2 separate regions of the Homo sapiens genome follow, and region 2 is linked to region 1. Evidence: read pairs that join two places in POLR2A ChIA-PET (ENCODE). Cell type or tissue: endothelial cell of umbilical vein. All regions are shown on one strand. Links, peaks and the distances in the headings refer to the core of each region. The heading gives the core; the rest is flanking DNA.

Evidence for each region. Peaks named below come from ENCODE experiments on the same cell type or tissue, not always from the same donor. Only the 100,000 strongest peaks of a DNase experiment are listed, where the experiment ranks them.
Region 2: POLR2A ChIA-PET joins it to region 1 with 6 read pairs; 2 of 35 experiments call an interaction of 5 or more read pairs at or near these places.

Annotation. Positions count from the first base shown.
Region 1 is chr2:159,546,484-159,551,870 of GRCh38, forward strand. The region is part of intron 2 of BAZ2B (bromodomain adjacent to zinc finger domain 2B); the gene reads right to left. Among named protein-coding and RNA genes, the nearest start is that of BAZ2B-AS1, 66 kb to the right of the region's middle. In endothelial cell of umbilical vein, for the core only: no CTCF peak of the experiment used is centred there; a DNase peak (open chromatin) is centred at 2,998; H3K27ac peaks cover 872 bases.
Region 2 is chr2:159,874,921-159,880,307 of GRCh38, forward strand. LY75-CD302 (LY75-CD302 readthrough) reads right to left here. Exons shown (of 38, transcript NM_001198760.1): 9 at 4,339-4,449; 10 at 3,713-3,801; 11 at 3,404-3,573; 12 at 524-723. It overlaps LY75 (lymphocyte antigen 75), which reads right to left. Exons shown (of 35, transcript NM_002349.4): 9 at 4,339-4,449; 10 at 3,713-3,801; 11 at 3,404-3,573; 12 at 524-723. Among named protein-coding and RNA genes, the nearest start is that of LY75, 27 kb to the right of the region's middle. In endothelial cell of umbilical vein, for the core only: no CTCF peak of the experiment used is centred there; no DNase peak of the experiment used is centred there.

The DNA.
Region 1 (5,387 bases), core at 128-5,127:
ACATCTAGTATGCCCTAAATGGTTTAATATCATTTGTTTCTACTCAAATGACTGCAAAACTTTTAGTTCACTCTGATGTCATCAGGCTTTCACTTAATACAAGTGAACCATTTACAATATTAAATCTATTTTTGTTCTTTTCTCATTAGACTAACATAATTAAACATAATCATAGCCCTGAAAATACATGGTAGTAACTGGTTGTAAGGTAGGCATGGCATACCACATGATCTAAGAATATGCTCATACTGATTTATTTTATATTAACATTGAAATTTTAGCCCTCTTTCTCCCTGTGGAGAATATATTTGCACACTCAGGTCCATGTACCCCTGTGTTGAAGTAAATTGCCATAACAGAAATAACAAATCTGAAAGGCAGAAATGATAGGGAGATTAATTCCAAATGAAAAGGATCCAAAGGTTTTATGGAGGAGGTAACATTTGAAATGAACTGTGACATTTGAGTTTAGTGCCAAGTGTCTACGTTTTCTGAAATTTCCTTTCCATAAAGATGACACTGAAAATATAAAGCTACTAGAGTTTAGAAAAAAAGACACACAGGAAATATTCAGTGGTAAGGGGAGTGAGGAGACAAAAATCGTAAATTTTATGAACAAAAGTTGAGGGGTTTCTCTTGAGGAGAAAGAAAATCAGAGAATAAAATTGCAAGCATGAGATGTGCTATTTGCAAAATAAACAGCATACTTTGCATGTTGTAAAGTTTACACATACTATCTTACATTCTGATGCAAATGTAGCTATGGATGTAATGTTTTAAAAATGCATTTAAAAATGCATTCACATAAGGACAGCTTCAGGAATATTTGTATTAGTTAAACTTTTTTAACATTCATGACTCGCAAACTTTTGATGCTATACAACAAAAAAAATTTTCCATTTTTGTCAAAATTCTTTCTCCTCCATGGTTTTTTCTGTGTATATTTATATAAAAAGAACAAAGAGGTCAAATATCATAAACCCATAACTCAGTGTACAACACCCATTTTCTCATCTCTAGTTTCTGCAGACTACAGTTATATTTTATCCACTCCCTGACTAGCATTTCTTATATCTCACAGCAGAAGTGTGCATTGGTGTTCTACAAAGTGTGAGTGGAAGAAAACAATTTACTAGCCATATTAAATTTCAAGTCACCTTAATTCAGGAAATATTTACCTAGTCTATATGCTAGACACTGCTGATTACAATAAGAAAACATCAAACCACAGCAGAAAACTGGTTTTTATTTTATATTCTCTGATGTTTCCATAATTATTCCTAGATCTGTAAAAGTTTCTTTTTTTAAGACAGATTTATTAAACAGTAGCTCATTTAGAATTTTCTGATAAATCAGAATCTATCTTTAAATCAAGGGATTGTGTAACATTACACATTTTGACTTGTTCAAAAGAAGCTAAACTTATATCTGTGCAGCATGGTGTTATTTATATATGCAGCCACTCATACAGAGAACATCATGCATGCTTTTAGCTCCATTAATTGTTAAATGTTAAAACAGTACAACTTCTGAGAAAATGCAGTAGAGGTAAAGAGAGGGTTTCTTTCATCCAAATATACATTTAGGAATAGCAATGGGAAATAGATTTACATGAAGTAACTGAAATGGCTGCTACATACTAATTTTGAAGATACTGTTCAAAATATTCAGACTCTAGAAAACAAAATGTTTAGGATGTATTTTATAACGTTACTGTACTACATTTTAAAATTTTAACACCTTTAGATTTGTCACTTGCTATAAAATATGGAAATTCTTAAAAAGATTTTCACTTCCAGTTTTATCACTGTTATTATATTTTACTAAAGATATTTTAAAATTGACTATAACTCTACTTTTGGTATTAGAAAAGTGAAAAATAAAGGTCAGATAGTACATAGTAAACTTGTTCTGGAAATGACTATTTTTTGCACTTTTCAGATAATGACTTAACTATCACTTACAACACACTAGGAAAGATATTTGACCTTTCCAAGTCTCAGTTTGGGCATCTGTAGAATGTAATGATATATCTTTTAAAATTGTTAAAGTTTCAAATAAGTACCTAGCATCTTAAAAAATCAGTGGATAAATAAATATTAGCTTTGTTCTTCATTCCTCAACACATGTATCAAAATATATTATCAAAATTAAAAATATTTAATGATAGTCAAGTACAGTGGCTCACACCTGTAACTTCCATGCTTTGGGAGGCCTAGGTGGAAGGATTGCTTGAGGCCAGGAGTTTGAGGTTCCAGTGAGCTATGATTGTGCCACTGTAGTCCAGCCTGGGTGACTGAGCAAGACCCTGTTTCTAAAAATAAAAACATAACCAAAGAAAAACCCCACTAAAATTTAATGGAAAAGCAATAAATAATATTAAATTTACATTAAAATAACTCATCACTAGGTATCTAGCACTTACCAAAGTTTTTAGTTTATAAATTCCTATAAGAGCTGAACATTAGGCTCATTTACTTCCTCAAATGTTATATTTCAACAACGTTAAACTAAGGCCGGGCGCGGTGGCTCACGCCTGTAATCCCAGCACTTATGGGAGGCCGAGGCAGGCAGATTAGTTGAGGTCAAGAGTTCGAGACCAGCCTAAGCAACATGGCGAAACCTCATCTCTACTAAAAATAGAAAAATTAGCCAGGCATGGTGGCATGTGCCTGAAACCCCAGCTACTCAGGAGGCTGAGGCAGGAGAACTGCTTGAACCTGGGAGGCGGAGGCTGCAGTGAGCCGAGATTGCACCACTGCACTCCAGCCTGGGCAACAGAACGAGACTCTGTCTCAAAAACAAACAAACAAACAAACAACTAAAACTAAAACATTTACATGTCTCTGAACATATGTTCTTTCAAGTCTATATGCCTATTTCCTCTTTCTAGACTCTCTTCTACATTATACTTCAAAGTCTAGACCACGTGTCTCACTCCTCTGCAAACGTTTCTTGATCCCCTGTGCTAGACAGAATGAATCATTTCCCTTTCCATTCTTCTCCTAAAACTTCCAGAGCTGTCTCATCTTTTGGCTTCCCCGGGCTACACTGGATGAAGAGGGATTGTGTTGAACCACACATAAAATACAGTAACACGAACGATAGCTGATGAGCTAAAAAACAAAAATCACAAAAAAAATCTCATAATGTTTTGATAAAGTTTCCAAATTTGTGTTAGGATGCACTGATAGCTGTCCTGGGCTGCATGTGGCCCACAGGCCACAGGTTGGACAAGCTTGACTTAAACCATGGAGACAGTAGAGTTCAAATAAAACAAGTGAGATGTTTAAAAAAAAAAAAAAAAGACATTTTCACACTGGCATAAACTTTTTTCTTTCTTTTTTTTTTTTTTTTTGATACAGAGTCTTGCTGTGTAGCCCAGGCTGGAGTGCAGTGGTGCAATCTCAGCTCACTGCAACCTCCGCCTCCCGAGTTCAAGCAATTCTCCTGCCTCAGCCTCCTGAGTAGCTGGAACTACAGGCATGTGCCACCACGCCTGGCGAATTTTTGTATTTTTAGTAGAGATGGGGTTTTGCCATGTCGGCCAAGCTGGTCTCAAAACTCCAGACAAGTGATCTGCCCACCTCTGCCTGATCCACCCACCTCAGCCTCCCAAAGTCCTGGGATTAAAAAAGGCGTGAGCCACCGCATCCGGCCACAATGGCATAAACATTCTTCATCAAGCTAGCTTGGTGTATCAGGATTAGTTTTGGCCAGGAGTGACAGAAAGCCCAAAAGTGAATGGCTCATACAATACAGAATTTTATCTCTGTCATGTCAAAGAAATCCAGGGATAGGCAGGCCAGTAGGGACAGTGTAACATCATGTTAGTAAGGATTTTCTTTCTTACTGCTGCTTTACCCATTCTCAGTATAGGGTTTCCACTCACAGTCCAATTATGCTCACAATTCAGCCAGCAAGGAGGAAGGGGGCGAAAAAGAGGATGTGCACCCATTCCTTTAAGGATACATCCTGAAAGTTGCACACACTACTTCTGCCTATATATCTCTTGCCAAAATTTAGCCAGATTACTATACCTAGCTGCAAGGGAGACTGGGGAAATGATGTTTTTATTCTAGGTAGTGATATACCGGAAAAAAAATTAGAAGAGGGGGAAAACCAGTATTAGGGACAACTATCAATCATGCCATACTTGGTTATATCTTCTCTGTGGTAGGTACCTGACATTTTAAATTTACTAGCTAACACCAGTATTTCTGACAGTATGTACACTATAAAGTTATACAGCAATTCCTTCTACATCTCAATTATTAAGTATTACTATTGGGAGAGGTGTATCTCTACAAAATTTAAGTAATATTCATAATAAAATTACCAAAGAGAAAAATAGAAAAAAAAATTTTTTTGAGGCAAGGTCTTCCTCTGTAGCCTAGGCTGGAGTACAATGGTACAATCTTGGCTTACTGCAGCCTTGAACTCCTGGACTCAAGCAATCCTTCCACCTCAGCTTCCCGAGTAGCTGGGACTACAGGCTTGAGCCACCATGCCTAGCTGATTTTGTTTATTATTTTGTAGAGACAAAGTCTCACTATATTGCCCAGGTTGGTCTTTAACTCCAGGGCTCAAGCAATCCCCCCTGTTGGGCTCCCAAAGTGCTGGTATTACAGGAGTGAGAGCCACTGTGCCCAGGCAAGAAATTTTAATAAAAACAGAAAAAGCCACTTTATTTAAAAGGTTGCCGGCCGGGCACGGTGGCTCACGCCTATAATCCCAGCACTTTGGGAGGCCGAGGTGGGCGGATCACGAAGTCAGGAGATCAAAACCATCCTGGCTAACATGGTGAAACCCCGTCTCTACTAAAAATACAAAAAATTAGCTGGGCGTGGTGGCGGAAACCTGTAGTCCCACCTACTCAGGAGGCTGAGGCAGGAGAATGGTGTGAACCCGGGAGGTGAACCTGGCAGTGGGCCAAGACTACACCACTGCACTCCAGCCTGGGTGACAGTGAGACTCAGACTCAAAAAAAAAAAAAAAAAAAAAAAAGTTGCCTTAGGACAGATTATTAAATATACAGTAAAATATTAAATAAGAATATCTGAAGATAAAATATAGCCACTATAATAATGAAATTACATATAAACAAGACTGCATGTAAATGCAACTGCAAAAATACGCTCAGAGAAGACAGAGGATTAAGGGAGATTTAAGAAAATAACCTCTGAATTATTTTATTATACTTTCTATAAATGCTATTTAGACACCTTTAATCAAGTAAGAACTGATCACAAAACAGAACAGTAAAAATTCTAACAGGATAAAGCAAAGTCAGGTTAGTCCAAGTTCTCAAATCATGTAATTTTAGACAAGTAACTTTACAGATATTGATGAGTATGATGAGGGTAAGAAAAGTGTAGTATGTGCCA
Region 2 (5,387 bases), core at 156-5,155, 330 kb after region 1:
TATTTATAAATATATATATTGTAAATATATTTATAAATATATTTATAATATATATATTGTAAATATGTTTATAAATATATATATTGTATATATAAATATATATATTTGTATATATACACACAAATATATATATGTTTGTAAAAGTGTAAATATATATACACTTTTTTTACATTATTAGGAGTGCTGGAGCTGTTAATTTGACAACAAGAATTAGAGGAATATGAGGATCATAGGCATAGTGGCAGTATGGCATATAGTACACCAACTTACTGGGAAAAAAAGACCTTGGGGTGGAGCCACTTCTGGCTTTGGGCCTGCCCTTTCAGGTAGGACACGTGCAGGGTGTGGGGCTGAGGCACCTCACACCAGAGGTTCAGCGATGCCCTGCCAAGGACTCTGTGCTCCAGAGCACTTTAGTTAGGTTACATAGTACTATGGAGAAGAGCATAATTTGTACAAGGACATGAACAAGGGTAGTGGAAAAATAACTTCATTGAAGGATAGAATGAGAATGTCACTTTACCTTATAACAAGAAAGACTTGCGGGGAAACTCTGCCAGCCTTCAGGACAGGGGTCATCAGGCTTAGGGGATGCTTCTTCAGGCCCAAGGGGTCCACTCATTTTCTTGCAAATTGAAAGTGCTTTGAAGCTTCTGCAGTCCTTCACCTCCCACTTTCCAACAGACTTTCCAGTAGACATAGCCACGCAGCCGCCCGGGGAAGCTGGGATTGAAGTGGAAAGCTCAATTAAAAATTAAAACGTTAAAGTTCAAACATTTTCTAGTGTTTCTACTCTTTACTTCAGCCAAGTTGGGGAGAGAGAATAAAAAAAAAATGGAACAAAGAGAGGAAAGAAATATGTTGTTCAGAATAATAATGACAGGTGTTTATTATTTGTAAAGTACTTTTTGAAAAAGATTAATCCTCATAACAAACCTATGGGGGGATTCTATTGTCATAATTTGAGGTACAGTGAGAATGAAGTGACTTGTTCAAGGTCATAGAATTAGTAAGTGGTTGCCCCAGGATTTGTGCCCAGGTGGTCTGTTTCTAGAGCTGTACCCTAAATACTACTGCTGCTTAGGATAGTGGTTCAAATTAGCTTAAAAACTTTGAGCAGTTTTTAAGAAACTTAGTTAACCTCAAAACACAACTCTCCCAGATTCTGATCCAAAGGAAAAGCTGGTACAATAAAGGTAGAAGGAGGTATGTGGTAACATACATTTGTTTACCGTTAATTTTATGACAGTCATAATTTTATGTATTCATAACAGTATTAAAAGGTAGTTTGAATTATCAGTTCCATTTTGTAAATGAAGACTAAGTAACTTGCCCACAGTCAGAGTTAGTGAATGGTAGAGTTGGGGTTGAAACCAGATTTGTCTGACAAAACATCATGTTCCATTTTCCATTACATCACACTGCCTGAAGCAGGTAAAAGACAAGAAGAGTTACATATACTGAAAAGTAATAGGACAACTTCTATCCCACCAAACAGAGAAGCCACATAGTCTCATATACACAAACAGCAAGAGGAATAAGAAACTGGGAAAAATAATTGCCTTGCTACCCTGAATGGGTGTGCTATTTTTCCCTGTTCAGTCCTTCTATCCACGGTGTGCCCATGATAGACCAAGTTGGCTGAGGATGGGTGCAATAATGGTAAAGAGAGCTTCACATAGCCTTTCTGGTCATAGAATGGAGGAAGTAGTCATGGTAGCTACTTCCCAAGCACCTCTCCAACCACCAAGACTTAGTTATCAAGAACGTCACCTTTACTCTTAGTGTCTATAAAACAAATCTGGCCAGGCACGGTGGCTCACGCCTGTAATCCCAGCACTTTCGGAGGCTGAGGTGGGTAGATCACCTGAGGTCAGGAGTTCGAGACCAGCCTGGCCAAAATGGTGAAACTCCGTCTCTACTAAAAATACAAAAAAAATTAGCTGGGCATGGTGGCAGGTGCCTGTAATCCCAGCTACTTGGGAGGCTGAGGCAGGAGAATTGTTTGTACACGGGAGGCAGAGGTTACAGTGAGCCGAGATCGAGCCATTGCACTCCAGCCTGGGCAAGAGGAGCGAAACTCCATCTCAAAAAAAAAAAAAAAAAAAAAAAAAGAAAAAAGAAAAAGAAAAAAAGAAATCTATGTGCTTTATCCATTAGAGTGTTCTTAATCTGAGATTTAACCAGGATCAACATCTGTATACTCTATCTTTTTCAGACATAAAAGGATGACTTTGTTACTAGCAACATCACTCATGTTGATGGTGATGACCATGTGTCCTAACTTTTGTGGGCATTTTCTATTTCAAATAACATGTTCAATTGTAAGCTCATATTTTCCAATCTCTGTGTTATAAAAAATAGTCTTCATGATCACATTAGACCAACACAATAAAATATAAATAATTCACAGGGTGAAAAGTAGAATGCTTTATACTGCTGTCTTATTCAAAGCCACTGGCTTAAAAATCAGGAACTCTGGATTTCATTAATTCAATAACCAGATGATCTTTGTCAAGTAAATCACCTTTTAAAGTCTCTGTTTTCTTAACTCTAAAAGTATTTCTGAGGTCCTTTCCGGCTTAAGTGTTCTGATTCTATGGCAAATTATGGTCAATGCTTTAGGCTGGTTGGAGAAAGAGGAAATAACTTTCAAAATAAATAAGAAGCCAGGCACAGTGGCTCACACCTGTAATCCCAGCACTTTGGGAGGCTGAGGCAGATGGATTACTTGGGGTCAGGAGATCGAGACCAGCCTGGCCAACATGTTAAAACCCCATCTCTACAGAAATACAAAAAGTAGCTGGGCATGTTGGCATGCACCTGTAATCCCAGCTACTTGGGAGGCTGAGGCAGAAGAATCACTTGAACCTGGGAGGCAGAGGTTGCAGTGAGCCGAGATCACACCACTGCATTCCAGCCTGGGCAACAGAGTGAGACCCCATCTCAAAACAAAAACAAAAACAAAAACAAAATAAATAATACAAGATAGCCTCCATAATTCTTACCCATTGAGAATAATGGAAGAAAACACATTCAGTTTTGAAAATAGGTTAAGAAGCAGAGAGATGAAAATGTAAAGAGCCTCACACGGGAGCTTCTAGATTCTATTTGAGATTTACATGGAAAAGATTTTAAAAACTCACACTGGTGCTTCTAGCTCTGAGCCATTAGATGGTGGTTTGGGAGAACTAAGTTTTTGAATTTCTTTCATTGGATTATTCCCAAGGACATAATAGGGAAGACATAGCCACTGCTTCTATTTATGGTTCCATAGATAGACTCCAATCCTGAAGATCATCATGTCCCTCACATTTCAAAAGTAAGTGAGGAACATCTTTGGGAGGAGTGCTGCCTTTCACTAGTCACAGTATACTACTACTTCAAAGATTAAGACACTCACCTGGCTCAAGAAAATTCCAGTTGGAAAAGGTTACAGCCCGCCTTCTTCCACCAACAGTTGCCCAGTTATACTCTCCACAAGAATCTACATCTCTCAGGCCAGTCCAGAAGTATTTTCTTAGAGATTTATCATACTTTTTCATCAAATCATTTAGGTATTCTTGCTCAAATCTACAAAAGGAGAATCAAATTGGCAAGTGTTTCACAATGATTGACTCTATTTGAAGATGCACCTTTTACTTAGGAAGACTGTTTGGCAAAAGAATTCAGAGTTGAAAGTTTATGAGTACAAGTTTACTGATGGTCACACCTGCTAGTGATAGTCAGATTGCAGTTTGTTCCAAAAGGGACCTCATCCTCATAAATCTTGTAACAGGTTTCTCCATGTCTCTTCCAGCCCTAAGTCAGAGGAAAAATATTGTCAAACTCTTTTCCAGACTTGATGGTGTCCCGTCTGGCAAGCATGTTTCTGCTACATTGATAACGTCTTAGAACTTGTGGAAATTGAGGACATGGCTATTGAAATCATACATGTGATGAGGGTGGGATGCAATTTCACAGATAACCTCCACAAGACTGTGGGCCTGTGTCAGACAAAAAGTATGGGTTACTTCTCATATGGGTGGCTGGCTCATCATAAGAGTATAATATTCACTGGATGAATTATTTTTGAATATTGATATTAGTGGGGGAAGTAAAGACATCAGCCTTGAGGATAGTAATTCTACAAATATTTATAGAAATTTTCAAGTTTCTGCTTCTGTAAGAAGGCCAATATGCTATGACTCACTGCCTTCTGGCTTGTTCTAACTTAAATGAACAGAAGCTAGTAGTTTCCTCTATTTTATAAGTCTGAGTTATTTAAGTCTCAGCTACCATTTCTAACCAAGAAGTTGTAATACTGCTTGAGAAAATTTACATAGGGATTTTACCTACCTCATCTGGAGGACACATCTTATCAGAACTTGCGTCATTCAGTTTTTCTCCCTTTCTCTTGCATACATATTTTAGTTTCTCCTCACATGATTGGACTTTCCACTGACCTAGCTTTGAAAGGAGACAAAAACATTTGCTTGGAAAGGAAATTATTTACCGCATATTCAGAACTGAACTCACAAAAACTATGACAGAGACAGAGAGAGAGAAATGAATATAAGTGAATTATCAAATGTGAGAACACACTCCTAGAAAATGCTACTCAACAGGCCTGCAAAGTGATGGCTCACAGCCAGTTACCTCAGCATCACCTCCAGGTCACAGTGTGGATAAATTTCATTTTCTTATAAGAGTAGCAATAAAACCATCAAAGCACACTTAGTATAAAAGTTGAAGAGAGAAGAACTCAGCCCACAGTTCCAGCATTCTAGTCTTCTAGACTAGAATGGCATAGCCAAAGTTTGAAACTTTTAGGTACATCATCAACCTCCCTTTCTCGGTTTCCTCACGTGTAAAATGATGATGGTGGCTAAAATAGCTATTCTCCATGAATTCTAGGTCAAAAGTTTCTTTCAACTCTACTTCAATCTGGACTTCAAAATTCTCTCTTTCATATATGCTACTTAACATTAATTTGCTTAATTGACTACGTCACTTTGCTTTGTTTGAATTAAATTCTAATAAGTCGATTGTGATAAGGGTCAGTTTTGAACATTGGAATGCTGTCTAGGTATGCCATCAATTCACTCTTGCCCATGGGAACACTTTTCCATTTCTGATGTTCTTCTAAAGACATGTTGGATGTCCTTTTAAATAGAGCATCAAATGTGACACCTTTCTAAACTTCTTTTAAATACACATAATATTTATTGCTTCCACTTAAGTCTCTTTAGATGTCTGAGTGACACAGTCACTTTCATAACCAATTAGGGGTCCACAGGAAAGTGATACAAACAAAACGTAGAGGTACATATATCTTTTCTGCTCAAGACACAGCCTATTTTGGATTATTAAGTAAAAGATGTTCAAAAAATGTTTAAGCATTCTAT